Regions from separate parts of the Homo sapiens genome. Here region 1 is linked to region 2. A link is an interaction called in ENCODE POLR2A ChIA-PET data of the cell type or tissue named here. Cell type or tissue: GM12878. All regions are shown on one strand.

What was found. ChIA-PET counts read pairs that join two places held together with the same protein. Peaks named below come from ENCODE experiments on the same cell type or tissue, not always from the same donor. Only the 100,000 strongest peaks of a DNase experiment are listed, where the experiment ranks them.
Region 1: POLR2A ChIA-PET joins it to region 2 with 8 read pairs; 5 of 35 experiments call an interaction of 5 or more read pairs at or near these places.

Annotation. Positions count from the first base shown.
Region 1 is chr7:93,033,573-93,036,072 of GRCh38, forward strand. No RefSeq gene overlaps it. Among named protein-coding and RNA genes, the nearest start is that of SAMD9, 83 kb to the right of the region's middle. In GM12878, no CTCF peak of the experiment used is centred here; no DNase peak of the experiment used is centred here.
Region 2 is chr7:92,821,487-92,823,986 of GRCh38, forward strand. The region is part of intron 2 of CDK6 (cyclin dependent kinase 6); the gene reads right to left. Among named protein-coding and RNA genes, the nearest start is that of CDK6-AS1, 14 kb to the right of the region's middle. In GM12878, no CTCF peak of the experiment used is centred here; no DNase peak of the experiment used is centred here; H3K27ac peaks cover 1,170 bases.

The DNA of each region.
Region 1 (2,500 bases), 210 kb after region 2:
TGATCAAGTAGGCTTTATCCCTGGGATGCAAGGTTGATTCAACATATGGAAATCAGTAAACATGATTCATCACATAAACAGAAATAAAAACACCACATGGTCATTTCAATAGATGCAGAAAAGGCTTTCAACAAAAGTAAAATCTCATGTTAAAAACTCTCAATAAACTAGGTATTAAAATAACATACCTCAAAATAATAAGAGCCATCTATGACAAACCCTTAGCCAATATCACACTGAATGAGCAAAAGCAGGAAGCAATCACTTTGAAAACTGGCAGAAGACAATGATGCCCTCTTTCACCACTCCTCTTCAACATAGAAGTTTTGGCCAGGGCAATCAGGCAAGAGAAAGAAATAAAGGGCATCCAAATAGGAAGAGAGGAAGTCAAACTATTTTTGTTTGCTGATGACAGGATTTTTATATCTAGAAAATCCCAGAGTCTTAGCCTAAAACCTCCTTCAGCTGATAAAACAACTTCAGCAAGGTCTCAGGATACAGAATCAAGTACAGAAATCACTAGCATTCTTATATACCAACAACAGACAAGACAAAAGCCAAATCAGGAATGTTTTCCCATTCACAATTGCCACAAAAAGAATAAAATACCTAGGAATACAGCTAACCAGGGAGCTGAAAGATCTCTACAATGAGAATTATGAAACACTGCTCAAAGAAATCAGAGATTACACAAACAAATGGAAAAACATTCCATGCTCATGGATAGGAAGAATCAATATCATTAAAATAACCATACTGCCCAAAGCAATTTACAGATTCAATGCTATTCCTATCAAACTCCCAATGACATTTTTCACAGAACCAGAAAAAACTATTTTAAAATTCATATGGAAAGAGCCCAAATAGTCAAGGAAATTCTAAGCAATCCTAAGGAAAAAGCAGGAGGGATCATGCTACCCAACTTCAAACTATGCTATAGGGCTACAGTGACCAAAACCAGCATGGTACTGGTAAAAAAAAAAAAAAAAACAGACACATAGACCGATGGAACAGAATAGAGAGCCCAGAAATAAGGCCACAAACCTACAACCATCTGATCTTTGACAAAGCTGACAAAAACAAGCAATGGGGAAAGGATTCACTGTTCAAAAAATGGTGCTGGGATAACTGGCTAGCCATATCCAGAAGACTGAAGCTGGAAACTAGACCCCTTCCTTACACCATATACAAAAATCATCTCAAGATGGGCTAAAGACTTAAATGTAAAACCCAAAACTGTAAAATCCCTGGAAGACAACATAAGCAACATCATTCTGGACATAGGAATGGGCAAAGATTTCATGACGAAGATGCCAAGAGCAATCGTAACAAAAGCAAAAATTGGTAAGAAGGTTCTAAGAAAACTAAAGAGCTTCTGTAGAGTAAAAGCATCTATCAACAGAGTAAACAGACAACCTACAGAATGGGAGGAAATTTTTGCAAAGTATGATCTGACAAAAGTCTAATATCCAGCATCTGTAAGGAACTTAAAAAACCATTAAAAAGTGGGCAGAGGACATGAACAGATACTTTTCAAAAGACAACATACATGCAGCCAACAAGCACATGAAAAAAAGCTCAATATCACTGATCATTAGAGAAATGCAAATCAAAACCACAATGAGATACCATCTCACACCAGTCAGAATGGCTATTACTAAAAAGTCAATAACAGATGCTGGCGAGGTTGCAGAGAAAAGGGAATGCTTATACACTTTTGGTGGGAGTATTTATTTACAATAATTGTGGAAAGCAGTGTGGCAATCCCTCAAAGAGCTAAAAAAAGAACTACCGTTCAACCCACCAATCCCATTACTGGGTATATACCCAAGGGAATATAAATTGCTCTATCATAAAGACACATGCATGTATATGCTCATTGCAGCACTATTTGTGATAGCAAAGTCATGGAATCAACCTAATTGCCCATCAATGGTAGTCTGGATAATGAAAATGTGGTGTATATATATACCATGGAATAATATGCAGCCATAAAAAAGGATTAGATCATGTCCTTTACAGGAACATGGATGGAGCTGGAGGCCAGTATCCTTAGCAAACTAATGCAGGATCAGAAAAGCATATACCACATGTTTGCACTTATAAGTGGGAGTTAAATAATGAGAACACGTGGATACAAAGAGAGGAACAACAGACACTGGGGCCTACTTGAGGGTGGAGGGTAGAGGGTGAGAGGAAGGAGAAGAGCAGAAAAAATAAATATTGGGTATTAGGCTTAGTGCTGGGGTGACAAAATAATCTATACAATAAACCCTCATGACACTAGTTTATCTATATAACCTGCACATGTACCCCTGAACCTAAAAGTTAAAAACATATATATATATAAAGATATATAAATATATGCAACATATATGAAGAAATAATATAGATTCAATATAAAAGTAATTATAATATATAAAATTACACATAATATTTAATGTTCTTAAAATATATTACTTAGATAATTTCAAATAAAGATTAATTTGCGATGTCAATC
Region 2 (2,500 bases):
ATTGCTTTAATAGAAAAATGTAATTATTTTAAACAAAAAACTGCAAATAACTCTCCTCACCTGCAAACTTTGGTACTCTACTTTATTAACAACTTCCTTGAAACATATCTGACAACTGACTGGGAACACCACAATTTTTTTTCTTTTCTATTCTATTACTCACTCCCTCTCTTCATTCCTTCTTTCCCTTTCTTTTCCTTAATTCTTTCATTACTATATATATTGTATAAATTATGTTATATATATAATTAGTTTATTGCTATGTAATAATATATTAGTATTATCAGTGATGTCACAACCCATTACGTGATCACAATCAGCTGTTCTAAGCAGAGGAGGAAGGTGCTTGGAATGGTAGCCCCAAACAGAAGTAATGGGACAAGGTTCATAATGGGACTGGCCACTTGGGCTTCACTGCTTATAAAGGCAGTGATAGCCATTTATACAAGGCTCTTTAGGGGAATGCATGTCAATATTTTAATATGACATACATATTACATGGACATCCCTACTTGTAAGGACAGCTATGGCCATTAATATAAGGCTCTTTAGGGAAATATAAAATATGACTCTTTAGAAGTCATATTTTAATATAACTAATTTTACAGTAAAACAAAAATGAGCAGTCACAGCCCAGAGAATCTTAAACCATGTTCACAAACTTCCATCAAAACATGTAAATTCAATCTGCAAAAACTGATATGATGATTTAAAATATCACTAAAATATCAATATTATTGGCATAAAATTATGTTCGTAATTTAATGAAAACAGTAGTGGATGAATTAGCTTAGAAAGGGTATATCTCATTGTCCAATCTACTTGCCAATCATTACATTATTAAATAACTCCTAATTCCCAGGTCAGAATCCAATTTACTACCTATTAGAGACTACATAATTTTGAAGAGTTTTAAATGCAATACTGAGTGAATAGAAAAATAAAATATCTAATAAATTGTAGTGTTAATTTACATTTTTACTGTCAATAAAGTTGCTGTGAAAACAGTAATCTTGAGTCATGGCTTAACTATTTATTCACTCAGTCATTTACTCAATTGATATTTACTAGGAACTGTTCTGGATGCTGGAGATAATGCGTGAGCAAAACAAAAATTTTTGCCCTCAGGGAGCCTATATTCTAATGGGAAGCTGACATTCAACATTAATTCATACAACTATTCAACAGGTAATTGAGTGCTAGGCACACGGGGCAATGCAAAAATGATTAAAATAAGGTGCCCAAGAAAAAGCAGACAGCAATGCCATTTTATTTTTGCAGAATTGTAAGAATGATAATCTGAGTTTACTCGTTCCATAAGCACTGGTTTGAGGGTTTTCTAAATATGGCAGAATTTTCATCTACTTTCAGATCACCAGGTTTCAGAGTTTGAAGTTTATCAAGAAACTTCAGATCTACTCACTATCCCAAGTTCTCTTACTGTTTTTTCTATTTTCTCTCTCATTGCTACCTTAACTTAGCTTATCTTCTACCACCGTCTTCCCTTCTTTTAATGAGCATGTTGTCCTTTCAGATACATAAATACAACTCCAGACCATTTTCTATTTGCCTAATGATGGATTCACCTCTTACTTTTATCAACTAAAGTGAAAAAAAAAAAAACCAAACCTATACCATCTTTCCTAAACAAAGATGTTTCTCTTGACTCATCTCAAAAGTCTAGTTTTTCTAGGATTGGATTGGTACCACCGAGTCAGTCACATTCATACAGCTCTCCTTGAAATCAGTTCCATCACTTTGAGTCAGTCAATACTTGAGTAGTAATGTCTGTGAAACAGACTTCTTCCCTTCACAAAACTTTAGCTGAGAACCAAGTGGCATCAGTTCTCATCTAATCAGCTAGAAGTTAAATAGCCACTGATTAAGTTTCATGGGCTTAAAATAATTTGTAAGAATTAGCAGAATGTTACCACTCTTCTTTTGAGTCTTAATATGTAAAAAAAAAAAAAAAAAAAAAAAAAAAAGTCATTTCAAAGAAGCTATGTTCTCCCAGGTCAAGGGAACTTACATAATTTGAATGTATTTCATTCATGATCAGCACTGGGAGTCCCTTCTAGCCCCAATCTCCAAACCTGTCTCTTGGTTTCTCAAGGTTCAACAAGAAAATATCCCATTTTAACCCAAGATTATTTAATAACTTTTTAAAGTGATTCTACATGGTTGAAATGTATACTATATCAGCTAAAACTCCCAACTTGAAACGACTCAGACAGTCTCTTGGGTTCTTCTAAAAAGTTTTAAAATGTACTGGTCTGAGTAAACTAAACTTTTAAACTAAAGTTTAAAAGTCTACCCTTGAAATGCAAAGATGTCTTTTTTCAGAAAAAGTTTTTATTATTTGTAGAGACAGGGTCTCCCTATGTTGCCCAGTCTGGTCTCTAACTTCTAGGCTCAAGCAATCTTCCCATCCTAGCCTTCCAAAGTGCTAGAATTACAGGTGTGAGCCACTGTGCCTGGCCTTCTTTTGTTTTTCTTGCTC